Regions from separate parts of the Homo sapiens genome. Here region 1 is linked to region 2. A link is an interaction called in ENCODE POLR2A ChIA-PET data of the cell type or tissue named here. Cell type or tissue: OCI-LY7. All regions are shown on one strand. Links, peaks and the distances in the headings refer to the core of each region. The heading gives the core; the rest is flanking DNA.

Region 1 (2,500 bases), core at 1-2,500, 490 kb after region 2:
TGGAATAGCCTTCCAACACCCATCTACCTGGGAAACTCCTACTCATCCCTCAGAACCCCTGAGGTGCATGCCACCACACCTAGCTAATTTTTTGTGTTTTTAGTAGAGACAGGGTTTCACTGTGTTAGCCAGGATGGTCTCGATTTCCTAACCTCGTGATCTGCCTGCCTCGGCCTCCCAAAATGCTGGGATTACAGGCATGAGCCACCGCGCCTGGCCTATTTATTTATTTATTTACTTATTTATTTTTATTTTTTGAGATGGAGTCTGTCACCCAGGCTGGAGTGCAGTGTTGTGATCTCGGCTCACTGCAACCTCTGCCTCCCGGATTCAAGCGATTCTCCTGCCTCAGCCTCCTAAGTAGCTGGGATTACAGGTGCGCACCACCATGCCTGGCTAATTTTTGTATTTTTAGTAGAGACGGCATTTCACCATGTTGGTCAGGCTGGTCCCAAACTCCTGACCTCATGATCCACCTGACTTCACCTCCCAAAGTGCTAGGATTACAGGCATGAGCCACCACGCCTGGCTGACATTTATATTTTTTGAGACAGAATCTCACTCTGTCACCAGGGATGGAGTACAGTGACACAGACACAGCTCACTGCTGCCTCGACTTCCTGGGCTCCAGCTATCCTCCCACCTCAGCCTCTCAAGTAGCTGGGACCACAAGTGCTCACCACAATGCTCAGCTAATTTCTGTATTTTTTTGTAAAGATGGGGGGGTTTCACCATGTTGCCCAGGCTGGTCTTAAACGCCTGTGCTCAAGCAATCCTCCCCCATTGGCCTCCCAAAGTGCTGGGACTACAGGAGTAAGCCACCACACCCAGCCAACAACTTCTAATTTTAGTCCCCACTAAACACATGTCAGTCATCTGTCCCCAGCCTTCACTTCCAAGCTTTGTCAAAGGTAGTTTCTCCCAGACAGCTGGATTCAATGCAAATTACAAGCAACAGACTGGACTGCTAATTATACTGGCAAATCTTGCAAAAGAGGAAAGACTTCCCCGCTTAAATGGAAGTGATACTGGTAACTGTTAAGAGTCTGGCAGTTAGACCAGCTGATGAGTGCCATTTCTGAAGAAACTGATCTTACTAACATAGTCCTCAAACACTTTTTCATCATGAGATCTTGACCCTTACTATGTATCTGGCAACGTGCCAGGTGCTATGGTTATACAAAAAGACAGACTTCCTGCCATAATCTCATATTCTTTTGAGTAAGAGAGTAAATATGTACAAATATATAATTTCATATAGTAAAAAGTACTATGAAGGCAAAAATAAAGTAGGATAAAGGCAGTATGAATGGGATTCCAAATTTGGCTATAAAAATGTAATTTTCTAGAACGGATACTGTCTTTTTTTTTTTTTTTTTTTTGAGACAGTCTTGCTCTGTCACCCTGGCTGGAGTACAGTGGCACTATCCTGGCTCACTGCAGCCTCCACCTCCCTGGGCTCAGGTGATCCTCCCACCTCAGCCACGCCAGTAGCTGGGATTACAGGTGTGCATCACTACACACCACTAATCTTTGCATTTTTTGTAGAAACAGGGTTTCACCATGTTTTCTAGGTTGGTCTCGAACTCCTAGGCTCAAGTGATCCACTGGCCTTGGCCTCCCAATGTGCTGGGATTACATGCATGAGCCGCCGTGCCCAGCCCTGGAAAAGATACTCTCTAAACAACACCGAAAAAGAACACGCTCAGGGGAAGGAACTGGTTTCCCACACACTAAAGTGAGCCACCTGCAGCCATGATCATAGAATATGACTCCCATTGACCACAGCTGATTGGACCAGGGGTAGACACCTGACCCAGGCTAGGCCAATCAGATTCTCCCCTGCGAGTTTGTATGTGGAATATTGGTTATTTAATTGGTGATGTAGGAGAAGAGAGATGATTTACCTTCAGGGCTAGGGCAGCTGTTGGCCAACTGCAGAGATAAAGAGAAAGGCAGCCTGCAGAGGGAAAACAAGGGGAGCAGACACACAGAGGGGTGAATGTTAGAAACTGTGCCATCTCAGAGGGCCGAGTGGCTGCCTTTGGTCCCAACAGGTTTCTAGGTACAGATTCCATTCTTTTGTGAGGTCCAGTTGGAAGTCCTGCCCTTTAGATCTGTGAGAGTCCTAATTCTTCCAATAAATTCCTTTCATGGTTTCAGTTAGTCTGAGTGTGTTTCTATGCATTGCCACCAAGATCACTGTTTCTAAGGATGAAAATAATGGTGATAGTTACCTAACATTTATTAAATGCCATGTAATGTTCTAAGAACTTCATATATGTTGCCAGGCGTGGTGGCTCATGCCTGTAATCCCAGCCCTTTGGGAGGCCGAGGCAGGCGGATCACCTGAGGTCGGCAGTTTGAGACCAGCCTGATCCACATGGAGAAACCCCGTCTCTACTAAAAATACAAAATTAGCTGGCTATGGCGGCACATGGCACATGCCTGTAATCCCAGCTACTTGGGAGGCTGAGGCAGGAAAACCACTTGAACCCGG
Region 2 (8,000 bases), core at 2,310-4,809:
TCGAGGCAGGTGGATCACTTGAGGTCAGGAGTTCGAGACTAGCCTGGCCAATGTGGCGAAACCCCATCTCTACTAAAAATACAAAAATTAGCTGGGAGTGTTGGCATGCACCTGTAATCCCAGCTACTCAAGTGGCTGAGGCAGAAGAATTGCTTGAACATGGGAAGCGGAGGTTACAGTGAGCCGAGATCGCACCACTGCACTCCGGACTGGGCAACAGAGTGAGACTCTGTCAAAGAATGAAAGAAAGAAAAAGTAATAATAGAGATCACAGAGCACTTTACTCAACTTTCCCCATAGTAACATCTTGCATACATGTAGTACAATATCACAACCAGGAAATTGACATTGATACCATCCACCAATCTTAGATTTTGCCAGCTTTACATGCACTCATGTGAGCTTGTTTGTGTGTTTAGTTCTATGTAGTTTCATCATGTGCACAGATTTGTGTGGCCACCGCCACAGTCAAGATCTACCACCAAGAGGTCTGTTGTGCTGTCCTTTTATTGCAACATCTACCTGCCTCCCTCCCCTACTCTCTGATCTGCAGCGATCATTAATCTGGTCTTCATTTATAATTTTGTAATTTCAAGAATGCTATAGAAATGGAATCATACAGTAGGTAACCTTTCAGGCCTGGCTTTTTCTTTCACTCAGCATAATTCCCTTGAGATCCATCCAAATGGTTGCATGTATCAATAGCTTGTTCCTTTTTATTGCTGACTAGTAATTCATAGTATGGATGTTCCACTGTTTAACTGTTTGCTTTTTGAAGGACATTTGGATTGTTTCCAATTATTGGCTGTTATGAATAAAGCTGCTATGAACGTTCATGTACAGGCTTTCGTGTGAATGTAAGTTTTCATTTCTCTGGGACAAATGCCCAAAAGTATAATTGCTGGGTCGTTATGGCAAACATATATTTAATTTCGTAAGAAACTGCCATATCTTTTTCAGAATGGCTGTTATATTTTACATTGCCACCAGCAATGATTGATTGATCCCAGTCCTCCACATCCTCACCAGCATTTGGCATTATCTCTATTTTTTTATTTTTACTGTGCCAATAGATGTGTAATGATATCTCATTGTAGTTTAACTTGCATTTCCCAGTAGCTAATAATGTTGAACATCTTTTCACGTGGCTCTCGCCCACTTTTGTAAGGAGGTAAAGCTTGAGAATGTTTTCTCACCTGATAAATGGATAGAACAATAGGACAATACCTACCATCCAGAGATGTTGTGAAAGTTCTCCTAAGCACCTAGCAAATGAGTATTCAAGAAACATTAGGGTATGGTGGCTCATGCCTGTAATCCCAGAACTCTGGGAGGTTGAAGCAGGAGAATCACTTGAGTCCAGGAGTTTCAGACCAGCCTGAGTATCATAGTGAGACCCCGACTCTACAAAAAATTTAAAAAATTAGCCAGGCATGGTGGCACATGCCTGTAGTCCCAGCTACTTGGAAGGCTGAGGCGGGAGGATTGCTTGAGCCTAGGAGGTTGAGGCTGTAGTGAGCTATGATTGCACCACTGCACTCCAGCCCGGGGTGGCAAGAGCAAGGCCCCGTCTCTCAAAAAAGAAAGAAAAAAAAAAAAAAAGGCCAGGCACGGTGGCTCATGCCTGTAATCTCAGCACTTTGGGAAGCCAAGACGGGTGGATCACTTGAAGTCAGGAATTCGAGACCAGCCTGGCCAACACGGCGAAACTTCGTCTCTGCTAAAAATACAAAAATTAGCCAGGCATGATGTCTCACGCCTGTAATTCCAGCTACTTGGGAGGCTGAGGCAGGATACTCGCTTGAACCCGGGAGGCAAATGTTGCAGTAAGCCGAGATCGCGCCACTGCACTCCAGCCTAGGTGACAGAGTGAGACTCTGTCTCAAAAAAAAAAAAAAAAAAAAAGGAAAGAAAGAAAGAAAGAAAGAAAGAAAGAAAGAAGAAAAGAAAGAAACATTAATTTTTCGTATTCCTGCAAGAGAGGGGTTAATAGTATAGACTCCAAAGTCAAACAGAACTCCATTCTATCACTGAGAACCCTCTCCCTAAACCTCATTTTATGTCTCTATTAAATGGGAAGAATAATATTACTTACTTTACAGGGTTGTCATGAAACTGAAATAGATAAGATATGAAAGGCACTTAAAACTGTGCCTAATAAGTGCTTAATTCTGTTTTTCCCTCCAGAACTCAGCATATCGGAGGCCCCCAATTAAGCCTTGTCCTTCCAACTGACACTTCATACCTCTCCCACCATCATCTCCCAGTGCACCAGGGTCACTTGCTGGGGCCAGGATAGGAAATCCCAGATACAAACTCTCCCTTCAAGGATTTTTTTTTTACCCCACCAGAGCTCTCCACTGCTCCAGGAGAAGAAACAAAGGATTGGGTCTGAGAGCTGGGTGAGATTACATTTATCTAAGAAGCTTCCAAATGAAAACTAGCATTTGTACTTATTGCATTTCACCTCCAAATTTGATTACATTTCTCTCCCGCTGTAAATCTGCCTTTCCTTCTGCCAAGTTATTATTAAATCCAGGACAGAATTGGTGGAGTGATACGTAAAATTTCCATCTTGGCTTTGACATTCCAGGAAGTTACAAACCAATTACAGCTGCTGAGCCTCAGGCCTTTATGAATCACAGAGCACAGCAAGGGATGGAGGAGGCCAGAGTGGGGACGGGAGGGAGACAGTGAGGTGGGAATCAAAGGTCAATTAAAATAAAACAGTCAATTTTAATTTGAATGTCTTGCTTATATTCACATCCCATTCCCATAAGTGGAAAAGCAAATGAAGCTTATTCATTTGTGTGGGCATGGTGTGTGTGTGTGTGTGTGTGTGTGTGTGTGTGTGTGTGTGTGTGTTAGGACAATAAAGGCTTTTGAAATGGTTTCAGAGTCCCAGAGATTTGAAATTTGAAATGTCCCAGGGAGAAAACATGCAATCTGGTGACCTGCCCAAATGTCAGGGTAGCTGCCTAAACAAAGAGCCATCAGCGTTAGCCTTGGGGCATGTGAGTCTAAATGACACCAGTTCTAGCTTTGGGAGTTGGATCTCTGTGTTTGAGCCCTCACTTCATCACTTAATATGAGGAATTTCTCTGTGCCTCTATTTCCTCATTGGTAAAATGAGGACAATAATACCTTTCCCTGTTGATTATTTTAGAGATTAAGATAAATAATACAGCTAAGGTGTCAAGCACGACGCCCCACCAGGCGAGTGACATTATTTCCTTTCTCCAAGGAAATAACCGTCAGTGGGTCCCAAGTCCAACTAAGTGACCTCAAACAGCTACAGTTTGACTAGACCTTGATGTACTGTATGCTTTCCTAATGGTGGCATACGTTCCAAGGCAGTTGGTTTTCTTTTCCTTCATGTGAACTTCTTTTCCCTGGCCCTCTCCTAAGGGCAAATGGTTGGTTAGATTCAGCACCGTGGACAGCAGAGATGCTGCCAGCCAAGGTACCAGAGTTCCATTCATGGACCCTCATCTTGTGGCCCCTTCCTGTCAGCTCATGGCTCAGACATCCTGTGAGCCGTACAGTTGATTTGGTGTTAGGTTGCAGTCTTAATCTCTGACTTTCAGCAGTATGGGAAATTTACTTTCTTTTTTCTTTTTTTCTTTTTTTCTTTTTTCTTTTTTTTTAAGACAGAGTCTCACTCTGTCACAAGATGCATGTGGGGAGAGCTCAAGAGAAGCCCTAGCTGAGGAGGAGGTGATGGTGTTAGTGGGATTGAAGAGGGAAGAAGGCAGAAAACAATACCCACACATAACACACCTCTGCCAGACAGTAATCAACACCTGTTAGTTCATCTTCAAGGTTTGGTTCCTGGGAACACCTGCTCCTCTATTCCCTGAGCATCTGATGTTGTCCTTGAAAGCAGAATGCCAGCCTCCCAGGGAGGAGCAGAGACACCAACAAACAGCTGGCAGAAGTCACCCAGCTGGCCCTCTCTCCTACTCTCAGCCCTGGGCCTTTGTTTGCGAGGGCCAAGCCATAGGCTACTTTCTCCCTCTGCCTACCACTGGGACCCCCTTGGCAGGAGTCCCTGGTACTCATGTTTTTTGAGGAATCCAGCCCCACTTTGCCCCATATGCTGAGTGATCAGGTGAGGACTCCAAGCCAGCAAAGGAGAAATCAGAGGGCCCCCTTCCCCAACCCCCATCTCCCTCCTGGACTTCTGCCCAGGTCTCTCTGTGTCTGACAGTACTGCTCCCAGGTCTGGACTAGGTCACATTTGAAGGAAGTTTTCTCATTTGTCTCCATATCCGTGGTTTTCAAAGTGTGGTCCTGGGATTTGCAGCATCACCTGGGAGGTTTTTAGAAATGCAAATTCTTTTAAAAAATTTTTTTTGTTTCCCTGGGTTATTGGGGAAAAGGTGGTGTTTGGTTACATGAGTAGGTTCTTTAGTGGTGGTTTATGAGATTTTGGTGCACTCATCACCCAAGCAGTATATACTGCACTGATTTGTAGTCTTTTATCCCTCACCCCCTTCCTACCCTTTCCCCCTTGAGTCCCCAAAGTCCATTGTCTCATTCTTTGCCTTTGCATCCTCATAGCTTAGCCCCGACTTATGAGTGAGAACACATGATGTTTGGTTTTCCATTCTTGAGTTATTTCACTTAGAATAATAGTCTCCAATCTTGGGCTCCATCCCAGACCTACTAAAACAGAAACTCCAGAGATGAGGACCAGCAATCTGTTTGAACAAGACCTTCAGGTGATTTCAATGCACACCATATGGAATTGTTCTATTGTTCACCTCAGTTGGTGGATGCCTGGATTAGTTCCATTTTTTTTTTCTTACAACAGCAAAAAGTCTGTATTGAACATTCTATCAGGTACACCTTCATGGACCCACGCAAGTATTTCTACATGACACATTCTTTAAAATGATTTACTAGGACAAATGATGTACCTACTTAAATGTTCATAGATGTGCCAGATGGACTTCCTAAAAGGTTGCACCAATTTGCATTCCCACCACAGAGAATGAAGGGGTACATGTCCCCACAGCCTTTCCAGCTTCAATTAAGTATATCAGATGTTTTCACTTTCTGTTCCAATTTGAGAGGTGAAAATTATATCTTGTTTTGATTTGCACTTCTTTAAGAGTGAAATTGAGCATATTTTCCTATATTTATTAGCCATTTTAGCATAGTACTTTTTTGGTTGTCTCTATTTTCAGCAATCAATAATATGACTTGTATAACTTTTTTAAAAAAAGAAAAAAACATGCTAGTCCCCTCTTTTCTGCAAAATACAGTCTTATGAAGGAGCCAGTGCGGGGTCAAGTGTGGGGTGACCAACCATAGTGATTTGCCCAAGATGGAGGTGTTTCTACGGACATGGGACCTTCAGTGCTAAAACTGAGAAAGTCCAAAGCAAATCACAATGAGTTGGTCACCTAGGTGGGTGACTTGCTCAGAGTGTCACACAGAAAATCAGCAGCCAGCCTGAGGGGAGGTTCCCAAATCCCTGATGCCCTGCCCAGGTCTCCTTCTTCTCCAGGCATCTCTCATGGAGAAACAAAAATGGAGACACAGAGGAGTTGGGTGACGTGACTTGTGAATCTCTCCCAACTAGACAAGAAGCTCCTTTTGCTCATTTACCTCTTTAGCCCAGTGTTGATCACAGAGCCTGGCAAAGAGTTGGTAGCTAGATTTACACTAAAGGTATTATCACAGTGTTGAGGAAGGGGAAGAGAGGCAGTACCGCAGTATCCACAAAATCACAATCTGCACACAATTAGGATCCATCTCATGACTTTTGCAGGGAAATGCAGTTGAAGGACCATGGGCTTTGGGAGGACAGACTTGATCTCTAATCATCCCAGTCTCATCACTTACAAGCTGTCTAACCTTGGAAAACAGCTCTTCACAGTCCTTAGTTTTCTCATATCTAAGATGGGACCAATAATACCTACATCTTAGCAGAATGGTTAGGACATGAAGCAGACACAAGGAAGAGATGACGAAGAGGGCAGGTCATTCTTTCTCTCAAGGATAGGAGAATGAGCACCTGGAGTGGCTCACCCAATTGCCACAAGAGAACAAGTGGCCTCTGCTTCAGGGCTCTGCACAAAAGAGCTTAGCCAAGGTCTCCACTGGAGGATAAAATATAGTCCAGTCTCTCCTCACCAAAGAAGGCTCCCTGGCACAACGCTGAATGTGCCTGGAGAAAGAGGTATGTTTTCTTTCTAGAAGGAGCCCTTTCAATGCCAAACTGAACAGCTGTGGGAATGTGTCTACCCAGAAGGAGCACATTTTTGCAAATTCACACAAAGCAGCAAGCCCTGACCTATATTAGCCCCATGTATCGTAGCCCCTCTGACCTCTCCTATCCCTCGGAACACAAAGGAAATGTTTCCCTTCTGAGGACTGCAGTGCCAGGCCAGGCTCACCCTGACAGGTCATTTGAAGAGCGGAATCTTTTGCTCATTATGAATAATAAATCATTTGCAGAATAGGAAGTTGCCTCAATTCTGGCATGAGGTCACTGGGAATCACTACAGGAGGCAGATGGGCTGCCTGTTAAGAAGGGAGCTGGCATCAAGGATTCAGGTGAGCCTCCAGCACAGCTATATGCACAAGCCGAGGTTCAGGATCCAGATGCTGAAGCATCTTTGCCCTGGCTTGGCCATGTGTGTTTACAGACCATCAGGAGCCCAGCTGCCTATCTCAGGGAGGTCTTTGTGCAGAATACCAATCCTCCTGGCAGCCGGCCTCTGCTCAATTAAGAGAAAAAGAAAAGATGACTGCTAAATGTTCAGTTTACTTCCTTCGCTACAAATATCCAACCCAAGGGAGAGAGTAATCTAATATATTCTGAGATGATTTAAACTCATTTGAATAAAAAAAAAATTCTGCAGCAGTGAGCTGCACAGAGAATGGGGGTTTGGTGACTCCACAGAACAAGCTGAAAATGTGGCTCAGAAAAGAGAGAAAACCAACAGAGGTAACTTAAAATCTGACCACTCAACCAGCTAGCCGACCGACTCAACAGACAGGCAAGCCCAGACCAGGAGTAAGCCCCAACGCTGTGTGAAGCCAGGATGGATGGTTTTTATTTCTGTTGTCAATGTTCAACCTGAATAAATTATCCTGGAGGAGGGAGAGCTGCAATCAATTAAACCAAAATAATATGTTGATAAAAGAGCTATGTGATAATAAAAATTAAGTACATTTATTTGGGTGTTGCCCAAATGTTTCACACCCTGTATTCAAGGCACAGGTGCCTCATCTGTCACATCTAGGCAGATGTAATTCATGCATTCCCTCTGTTGCCATCAGATACAAAATACCTTATTCTTCAGCATGCACACCACTCATCCAGAGACCATCCAGAGATGGCACCTGCACACGCAGATCCCCCACACTCACTGACACATGCACGCTCATCCATTCACCCACCTCAGAACTCCACATATACCAGTGGTCAACCATCTGTGCTAACAAGATCGTGAAATATTCTGCAGCTCTAGTGGTGTCAACTCTCACTCCTCAGGAGGGTTCTATCCCCCGTGATCTCTGTGGTGCCGGGTCCAGGTCACCACAACACAAGGGCGGCTCTGTTCTGCTCAAGCTGTAAGGTCACTGCCGACTCCTGGGGCCCCGGGGTGCTCATCTGCAAGTAGGCACCTGTGTTCTACCCCAGACCACTGGGGACCCAAGAAAGACCCACACCTACCTCTGCACTCTGGAAATCCTGCTTGCTCTGTTCCTTAAATCAGAGGATCATTAACACAAGAGGGAACCAAGAGCCAGCCTGGTGATATAAACAAAAGCAGCTGGCCAGGGGGGCTCAGGTGGGTGTAGACCCTAGCCCCACTTCAAGAAGGCAGTTGCTGCTCAAGCCCTAGATAATGAAAAGCTACGGTATTTCCAGATGAACCCACCCATTATTAAAATGCTGTCTAGTAGTTCAAGACCAGCCTGAACAACATGGCAAAACCCCGTCTCTACTAAAAAAACAAAAATTAGCTGGGTGTGGTGGC

The links. ChIA-PET counts read pairs that join two places held together with the same protein. Peaks named below come from ENCODE experiments on the same cell type or tissue, not always from the same donor. Only the 100,000 strongest peaks of a DNase experiment are listed, where the experiment ranks them.
Region 1: POLR2A ChIA-PET joins it to region 2 with 30 read pairs; 1 of 35 experiments calls an interaction of 5 or more read pairs at or near these places.

The regions. Positions count from the first base shown.
Region 1 is chr16:23,517,680-23,520,179 of GRCh38, forward strand. It overlaps a transcript of GGA2 not described here. Among named protein-coding and RNA genes, the nearest start is that of GGA2, 8.4 kb to the left of the region's middle. In OCI-LY7, for the core only: no CTCF peak of the experiment used is centred there; DNase peaks (open chromatin) are centred at 1,032 and 1,792; H3K4me3 peaks cover 1,970 bases; H3K27ac peaks cover 2,500 bases.
Region 2 is chr16:23,023,531-23,031,530 of GRCh38, forward strand. It overlaps LOC112268176 (a long non-coding RNA gene), which reads left to right. Exons shown (of 2, transcript XR_002957913.2): 2 at 1-833. Among named protein-coding and RNA genes, the nearest start is that of USP31, 120 kb to the right of the region's middle. In OCI-LY7, for the core only: no CTCF peak of the experiment used is centred there; a DNase peak (open chromatin) is centred at 3,441.